2 separate regions of the Mus musculus genome follow, and region 2 is linked to region 1. A link is a loop called in an ENCODE intact Hi-C map of the cell type or tissue named here. Cell type or tissue: heart. All regions are shown on one strand. Each heading gives the region's core, and the rest is flanking DNA. Links, peaks and the distances in the headings are about the cores only.

Evidence for each region. A loop is a pair of places that touch in the nucleus more often than their neighbours do. Peaks named below come from ENCODE experiments on the same cell type or tissue, not always from the same donor. Only the 100,000 strongest peaks of a DNase experiment are listed, where the experiment ranks them.
Region 2: a loop joins it to region 1, with 3 times the contacts of the local background. A loop is called at or near these places in 12 of 42 quality-filtered maps.

What each region holds. Positions count from the first base shown.
Region 1 is chr2:101,903,237-101,907,991 of GRCm38, forward strand. No RefSeq gene overlaps it. Among named protein-coding and RNA genes, the nearest start is that of Commd9, 19 kb to the left of the region's middle. In heart, for the core only: a CTCF peak has its summit at 2,713 (motif pointing right); a DNase peak (open chromatin) is centred at 2,725; H3K4me3 peaks cover 553 bases; H3K27ac peaks cover 1,083 bases.
Region 2 is chr2:102,287,935-102,292,689 of GRCm38, forward strand. No RefSeq gene overlaps it. Among named protein-coding and RNA genes, the nearest start is that of Gm34268, 43 kb to the left of the region's middle. In heart, for the core only: a CTCF peak has its summit at 2,310 (motif pointing left); a DNase peak (open chromatin) is centred at 3,707.

The sequences.
Region 1 (4,755 bases), core at 284-4,283:
GTGTATAGGGATACAAAATAAGGAGCAGTAGGCTGTTCTTAAAATTGTAGGCCTGAATTCTTTGGGGTCACATCTAGAGAGAGAGAGACTATTGATCCTGTCTGTAGAGACAGACTATTTCATAATTTTCATTCCCCAGCAGGTCATGGACCTCAACCCCAGCCCACTACTTTGTGTTGACAGCCCCTTGCTGTTCTCAAGTAGGATTCAGCTTTGACTAGAATTCATCCCTTTTTCCTTCCCACTCCTTTAACCTGCTGAGACCCTACATTCCTGTTTCTCAGGTTCCTACCACCCATTGCCATTCACAAAGAACTCAATACAAGGAGCTTTATGGGTGTCTGGGAGATTGGATATTGTATTTGAATGCAATGACACTGGTGTGAGGTCACACTGAACTTAACCTGGAAAAGTCTGCATACGTCTGGTGCCCTTGCATAATCTGCTTGTATAAGGGACTTGATTGTGTTGCTGTTGTTTGCTTTGTTTGCAAGAATAGACTTGTTTTCTGGTACTATATTTCGGGTTGGGTCAATACGATTTCCGAAGAACCTCTCCCCCACTGATCTCTAAGGAGGTTCTTGCTTGGTGATTTTCTGGTCCCTTCCCCAGGGTGTGGGAATATTTGGGATGTAGACTCTGTCCATCAAAGGGTGACAATCAATCTCTGGGGTGACAGTGCTCCTGGCTGGCCACCACATTCCACTTGCACAGCACAGAGGCGAGCAGCTTAGTCCTGATCAATGTATCTGTCTCTGAGCCTGTAGATGTGCCTCACTCCAGAAAGCCAGGCTGCCTTTCCCTGCCAGGATCAACAGAGCCCCTGGGCTTTGACAGTGAGGCACCCAGAGCTCACGAGCTGCTTCAAACCACCCAGACCCCAGAGGTTGAAAAAGGAGATCAGGGCATTGAGCCAACCCCGTGCCTCTTCCTGTGTCTGCCCATGCCGCTGGATGAGGCTGTGTTGGAGTGTGTATGTGCATGTGGAGGCTGGAGCTTCCTCAGGAACTATCCAGCTCGTTTTCCGAGACGCGGTCTTGGATCATCCTTGAACATGCAAGGCAGATGGGCCAGTGAGTTTCAGGCATCTTCTTCTCTCTTCCCAGCTCTGGGATCACAAGCATGTGCCACCACCCCAGCTTCTTTACTTGAATTCTGGGGATCTAAAACCAGGTCCTTTACTATCTGAGCCATCTCCCCAACGCTGCCGATTCAGTAGCGGAAGAAAGTTTGTGATTTCCCACAGGTGACCTAAGTTTGCCTTGAGTGTGGTGACTTCCAACCCTCCTAGATCAGCCCTGCCGGCTGCCTCTGTGGATCCTGATCGTTGTCCTTTGCCTTCCGTTTCTGATGATTTTCAGTGTGAAGACAAATGGACACCCGAGTGAGCCACTCAGTGAGGTCTCTGCACACACACAGGCCCCCTGCCCAGGCACTGCTAGTCAAGCTCTCTGGCCTGCTGTTCACAAACTTCCAAGATGTGAGTCCAGTGTGGTGAGAATGTTACCACAAGCAAGGAACTCTTATTAGTTATCATTCCTTTTACATTCGTTTCTTTTGTTTCTGTTTAATTTTGTTTGTTTGTTTGTTTTGGATTTTCAAGACAGGGTTTCTCTGTATAATCTTGGCTGTCCTGGAACTCTCTTTAACTACCAGGAGGATAGCTCTGTGTGTGTGTGTGTGTGTGTGTGTTTTAAAATGATGGACTTAGTTTTATGTACATTGGTGCTTTGTCTTCATGCATGTCTGTGTGAGGGTGTCAGATTCTTTGGAACTGGAGTTACAGACAGTTGTGAGCTGCCATGTGGTTGCTGGGAATTAAACCCAGGTCCTCTGGAAGAGCAGCCTGTGCTCTTAACCACTGAGTGACCTCTCCAACCCCTTATGCTCTAATCTAGAAGCTATTGGCCGTCTAGAACTTTGAAGGTTTTCAAGCCATTAACCTGTTTTCAGCCTGTATCCACCGACTTCCAATCCTGATAATTCCTGAACATTCTTTTTGTTTGGTTGGTTTGTTTTTTGGTTTTTGGTTTTTTGTTTGTTTGTTTGTTTGTTTTGTTTTGTTTTGTTTTTCGAGACAGGGTTTCTCTGGCTGTCCTGGAACTCACTCTGTAGACCAGGCTGGCCCGGAACTCAGAAATCCGCCCGCCTCTGCCTCCGGAGGGCTGGGATTAAATGCGTGCGTCACCACGCCTGGCTCCTGAACATTCTTAACTGCATACTGATGACCTTTATACAATCCGATCTTCTTTGGTGCTCACATTTCTATGGTTTAATTCCCCCCACCTCTTTTTAAAGCAGTTTTGAGAAAAGAAAAAAAATTGCTAACGGCAGTAGTACAGGGATGGTGCCAGAGGACCCTAATCTCCACAGAGAGAGTTTGCAGGCCCTGAATGCTTGGGAAAGGCCCGAGTGGGCTTTCTCCCTCTGCCTGATCTTCCCCATTGTTTCTGTGGTCCTGCCGAATGCCTGCCTTTCTCCAGCCTCGTCCCACAGCCTGAGTACCCGGATGATGGGCAGTTCCTGTCGGTACCGAGTTTCCAGCTATAAAGTGATAGCCTGTCTCTGGGATTCATTTCATAAAAGATGTCACTGGTCACGAGGTCTTACTATCTTCTGAGGTGACTCAAAAAAACTAACTATAAGGCCTAAAATCCAAACAGGAAGGCAATCGCCGCCTGCTGCTCGGCTAGCTGCAGCTGGAACTTGCATGATAAGCCCAGCAGATGGCGCACTTGTTCTCTCGATCTCATCTGTCTTAGTAATGAAAACAAAGACCGGGAAAGGTGAGGTGGCAGCAGACCTCTCCCAGAGCCCGGGCTAGGGAGAGGCTACCTGTAAAAGAGGCCCTCAGATCCAGGCCTGTTATCTCGTTATCTCCTCAGGGCAGCAAAGGTTGGAAGAAGGAGAAGTGGTAGCAGGGACAGACTCCCAGGGACCCCTTTCAGGACTTTTCCCCTAATGCCCCGATGCATCTGCCACAGGCTAGTAAATCCAAGAATCTGTACCTTTGGACCGGCCAGACACAGCTTCGCCAAACAAGGTTTGTGCGCGGCAACCACAGGTCCAGGATTCAGCCAGCAGAGAACTTTCTGTACCATGGGTGGATAGTGGAGGCAGGATGCAGGTCTAGGGCTGCTTGAACTAAATCTCGATTTCTTCATCTGTATAAGAAAGAGATTAAGCTTAACTCTTCCTGACAGCACTGCTTGGAGGAGGTTAATTATGTATGAAGGTATCTGAGTCGGGGAGGGTGCCCATCCATGGCGGGTACATGTCTGCTCTGCGTGCTGCCTCTTCTAGGTAAGGCCCTGTGCAGAATGCCCCAGTTCTGGTGTGAAGGGGGTTTGCTGTGTTCTGACCCCCACCCCCATGGCTGGTGAGGAGCCCAGGTAACTTTCTGGACTTCCTTGCTTCGGGCTCAACAGCTTTCTCCTATTTCTGTTTTCTCCTCCTCCTCCTCCTCCTCCTCCTCCTCCTCCTCCTTCCTCCTTCCTCCTCCCCGTCCTCCTCCTCCTCCTCCTCCTTCTCCTCCTCCTCCTCCTTCTCCTCCTCCTCCTCCTTCTCCTCCTCCTCCTCCTTCTCCTCCTTCTCCTCCTCCTCCTTCTCCTCCTTCTCCTCCTCCTCCTCCTCCTCCCCCTCCTCCCCCTCCTCCCCCTCCTCCTCCTTCTTCCTGCTGCTCCCACTGTCTGACTAGAGTCTAATGGCATTCCCCTGCCCCAAATTCTTAATGGCTCCTTAATGCCCCAGAATGAAGGCTAAACTCAGAATTGATACTCAATGTCCTTCATAACCAGCTTTCCACCTACATTTTAAGCTTTTGGAACAAAATTGAAGAAATTGACTTAAATCTGAATTAACAGGGTAGAGTTCTGAGGATGGAGGGAATAGAAGTTGTTGGTAACAGGCATGGACGGGTCTGGCTACCAAGAATGGAGTCCCCCCTACTTCTCATATTATGTATTTTTTTTCTCTTGTTCTCTTACTGTGTCAGAAAGTGTCTTGCTATATAGTTCAGGCCAGCTTCAAATTCATGATTCTCCTGCCTCAGCTTCCTCTGAGGGTGTGGTGACCTGTCCTCTTGATGTGCCTTTCCTTAAGCACAGAGTCTAGGTTTTGCTAATTATTTTGTCCCTAGCAGCTAAGACAGTGTCTGCAGTTATAGATGCTCAGTCAGTACTCACTGGAATGCATGCGAGCATGAATGACTGAGAATGAATGAATGAATGAATGTCCTGAATGTGCCAAAGGTTGACTAAGCAACTATCCCCAGTGTTCACTAGCTCCTGGCCTTTTCTAACCTGAGAAGCAGAATGGGGTGGGGGAGGGGCATTAGAACAGTGCAGCCAAAAGCAAGAAACCAGAGCATTCTTGATCTAGCAACAGGGGGACGTCGTGATGACAAGGACTACAACTGTTGTGCCCACAGCCTCTTAGAACACTCCATCCTAAACCTCCCAGGAAGGTCAACCTGACTGTAGGGCTCTGGTCAGTCAGAGGGTGTGCTTGTCCAGCCATCTGTTTCCCAGGATACCATTTCCCTAGCACAGATGGCACCCGGACCTTCCTCACTGTGTCAGCGAGCTGCGGAGGACCCAGCATTGCTGAGGCTCAGCCTGGTCTCTTTCGACCCCGTTTTCTCCATCACTCGCCTCCCCTCCACCCTCCATATGGCTGCCTCACTTCGGTGTCCTCCCAAAAGAACTCCTCCTTCTGTCTGGCTGCTTAGCACCTCACAGATGGGAATCTAGAACA
Region 2 (4,755 bases), core at 390-4,389, 380 kb after region 1:
TTTGCACACAGATAGATGTACAGCTTTTTCCTTTGCAGCTATGGGGAGCACTTCCTTTTGAGGTGGCAAGGTGAAAGGCAGGTACTGTTTGGGGAAAGGAGAAAACTGGACCCTATCAGAGCTTTTTGGATGTGTGAGATTTTTCTCACAGGCCACATACTTACCTCTAGAAGAGCTATTCATGATAAAAGAGGCAAGATTTCCCCAAGACCAGTCAGGCAAGCCTCTGGAGCTAGGGAGTCAGGCTGTCGAGGTTATCAAAGTCCCTAGCAGGATGCTACCTGAACCCAGTACCTGAAGGAGGAGGAGCAGGCACCTGCCAAGCACCCCAAAGTGACTGTTCAGAGATCTTTTACAATATACTGGTGCATAGTTGATTCTCTGCCTTAAAGGATTAACACTGGGGTTTTGGCAGATCATCACAACCAGGTCTGGTGTGTGAGTAGCCATAGCCAGCCAGGTTCAAGGTGCCTTTCCTTAATCCTATCTAGTGCCAATAAACCTCTAATAAAAAGAGGAGGAGAGAATGAAGTGAGGTGTTTAAGGCAACATGAGCAGGTCAGAGTGGCTGGTATCAAAATCATAGAGTCATCTACAAAATTCGTTTGAATTCATATTGCATTTGACTTGAGCCTGTAACATGAATCTCTGATTCTCCTGGGTGTAATGCCAAGCTCCATTTCATTTAGTACCCACAACCACCCTGGATCCTAACATCGAAGGCAGGGAGTCCTGAAGGCTCCTTTGACAGCTAGAGGATATCTATAGTCAGTGCCCACAATGAGCGGGTACGTGGTAGGGGAACCATGAGAACCTGGGCCAGCTGGCCTTCATCTCATCTTATCTAGAAGCAGCAGCACCTCATTCTTTAGGTTGTACTGATGAAGTTTGGTTTTCCCTGGGAGACAAGGATAGGGAGAGCTTTTGGATGTGGGTAGATTGGATCCTTGCCACTTTCTGCGATCTCCCCAAAGAGCAGAGTGGAGAGTGTGGTTATGTGGAGAGAAGGGGTGAACACTTAACAACAGTCAGGCACGCTACAATTTAAAGAGACGACAGCCTTGCTGTTTAGCATGGCAACAAGATATAAATAGGTGCTAATAAGTAAAATCAGGCTAATTGCTGAAAAAGTACAACTCATAATAAGCCTGCTTTACATAATGTTTGCACACTCTAAAATCATTTAATACCTATGGACTTTTATCTTATCAGCATAGAAAATTGCCAACTTTGCCACTATTAGTGGTGGGATTCAGGCAACTCTCTTCATTTGCCTGAGGCTCAATTTCATTGGCCATAAAATGAGACTAATAATTAACTTCTTATAAAAATGGACCTGATGAGGTAATGCGTAGGAAGGGCCTTTAAAAACTGGGAAGCACTGTACTGAGCTGTTTAGCAGTAATTGTTATAATAATTGTGCACAGCAAGTATATATTTCAGGGGGTGAAAATGGTTGAGAATGTAGTTTGAAAATCAACATTCAGGGTGCTCCAAAGGGCATGGGGCAAGGTTACTAGGTAAAATGCTCGCAGTACAAGCAGGAAGACTAGAGATTGACCATCAGCATCCATGCGAAGATTTAGAAAACACCAGGGGTGTGCACATACAATTCCAGCCCTGGGGGTAGGGCCCCTTGAGGGTGCTGGCCAGCTAGTCTAGCAGAACCTTTGAGCCCCAAATTCAGTGGGAGACTCTGTTTCCAGAAAACAAGGTCAAGGAATTGTGAGAAAGACACAGACATCAACCTCTGTCTTACATGTTCATTGTGAGCACTTCCCCTAAGAATAATCTAGAATAACTATATACTAAACTCCTGTTTTTTTTTTTTTTGTTTTTTTTTTTGTTTGTTTTTTTTTTTGTTTTTTTTTTTTTTTGCTTGTTTTTTTTAAAGTGGAGTCTATAAATTAGAGGCATCTAAATCTTATTTTTTTTTTTTTTGCACACTGTCCTCTGGAATAAAATAAGATCCACATCACCTTTGGTCCTTTGGTATCTCCAGAAAACAACTTGTTTCTGAAAGAAACCTGGATGGTTCAAGCTCGTAGGTTAAGGTAGGTCTCCTTATGAATATATCTTCTGGGTTAAAAAAAAATAAAAAAAAGAAAAGAAAAACCAACTAGAATAAAACAAGCACTTCATTGTGGATAAAAACAATTATGATCTGTGGGTTGTACTGAACTATTCAAAATCTGACATACATATACTCACTATTAATATCCAGGAGTTCGACTCTGTGAAGCCAGGCTCATTAGTTCCCCATTCAAGTTCATGTTTTGACTAAAAGCTACCAATGGCAGACCCCTGCTGGCCCAGAATGGTACTGTATAGGGTAACACTCCAATTCCTATTAATGGATATATTGCCTAGAGATGAAAGAGCTGAGGTGTCAGATGTTCGGGGTTCCCCCTGACTCTTTCTATGCGTGAATACCTGTGGGAAATGTTGGGTATTTTCCTCAATTGTTCATTTTGGAAAAAAAATTAATCGTTGTATGTGTACGTGTGTGTGGTGAGTGTATTTGCGTGTATTACATGCATAAGCCTGTAGCTTTCAGAGGAAGCAGTTGGATCCCAGAAGTTACAGGATCCTGGGAATGAAACCCGTGTCTTCCACAAGAGTGTTCTTACCATGGAGCCCTCTCTGCAGCCTCACCTTTTTTGACACTGAGTCTTTCCACTAAATATAAAAGCTTGTTCTATCAGCTAGGCTGACTGGTGAAAGAGGTTCAGGGATTGATCGTCCTGTCGCTGCTCCCTTCCAGTGCTGGAGTTACACAGATGAGTGACCGTGCTCAACATTTTACCTGGGTACTTGGGATGCACACTTGGTCCTAGACTTGCATGACAAGCACTTTAATCACTGGGCCATCTTGCCAGCACTACCTCTATTTCTAAGGCTGGGATTTTCTACAATGGAGGAGGGTTCTTTAAGGGGAATCATGGATCCCAGTCTCCTAGTAGGGTAGTTTGAGCTTGGATTTCTGTCCTCACAGTTTATGCTCTGTTGCTAACAATAGCTTATAGGTAGTGAGTGCTAAGGGTGTTCATACTCATTGTTCAGTACATATTCTAACCCCATCAGGCACAGCTTTCTCTCTCAAATGCACAGAAGGGGACTATGGAGGGTCAAGGGCAAATGCAGTGTTCAAGGACACATGTAAAGGGGGTCAAAATAGGAACCAGAGTCTGCAGGATAAGGGATACCCAGGACTGCAATTCTTTTTCTTCTTAGAATCACTATTTCCTCCTCTTTCATGAAACTGGAATAAAATGAGATCCACTTCTATGAGGATCCTGAGGAAAGGAAGCACAAGAAGAACCCAGAAACTTCTCAGGCTGGATGCCCCCCACCCCATGATGCAAACTGGAGGGTGCAGTACTAGTTTGTAATGAGTTGACAGTATAGGCAGACAACAGTACCTGTGTCCATGTCCAATCTTGGTGTTGTCTATAATTGACAGAAAACAAAGCCTGAAGAACAGACCAAAAGCAGGAGGAGCAGGCTGGAGGGAGGGTACATGACCTACCCCATCTCTGCTTGAGACATCACAGATGACCTCTTGTGCCCCTCACAGTAGAACAGGCTATGGAGGTTTGCCAATGACCAGAAGTCAGGATCTTCGCCTCACTTAGTGTACCATGACCCAGGGTATCTTTTGCCTCTTACCCTTGCTCTTTCTCTCTGCAGGGCTTGTGTCTCTGGTTTGGCTTGAATGACACAAACCCAGTCTTCATAAGAAAACTCAATCATCATTTCATTACAATCCCAGAGAATGTTCCATGATTACACAATGGCAAGCTGTGATTGCCAATCCAGACAAGGAAGTGATTTTCAGAAGTGTTGTTGGCCAAGTCAGCAGGCAGTGGAAACCCACCCTGGCATTCTGCAGTGTTCTTCCATATGGTGAACTCTTAAGATTCATAGCCAGTTTCCTGTGGAGACCTATTTCCATCATTATCATTCCTATGCAAAAAACTCTTGCACGTGTCAAAGTTTTAAAGAGGTTTAAGTATTTGATTTTAATCTTATTTTGGTTTTTTGAGACAGGGTTTCTCTGTGTGAAGCTCTGGCTGTCTTGGAACCTGCTCTGTAGAGCAGACTGACCTCAAACTCACAGAGATCCACCTGCCTCTTCCTCCTAAGTGCTGGGATTAAAAACATGGGACTGCCCAGCAAGAATTTGTTTTTAATATTTTAAATTATGTTTGTTTTTTCATGTGGTATGTATGAATCCTACTTGAAGCCCTAAGTGTTAGGTTTCCTGGACACACAGCTCAGTTTTCTGAGGGTACAGGGAATAAACAGCAGAACACAATGTGCCCTTAATCACTGAGTCATTGTTCCAGCTCAGATAATCACATTTCCAGGAATACAATTGGCTATTGTTGATTTTTCTCTTCCAAAATACTTGCTTCGATACCTCAGTAATAATTTACTATAGTAATGCTATTATCCATAACTATCCAATCAACCTAGTAGTTCATTTAACCTCTGTAGACTCTGCTTGAAGTGTCTTGATTTTTTTCTGTCTCAGCTTTGAAAAGCATCATAAAATGAAGTGGAGCTCCAATTTCAGGCCACATGTACTGCATAGTACTAAAACTAAGTCCCCATGTGCTCCTGCACAAATACGAATACAAACATAAATATACACATTCATACATACGTATACAAATTAAAACTTCAAACCCCTTGAGAGGTATGACCCCGCACAACTGAACATCACACCATCAACAGCTCCGCCCATGTATG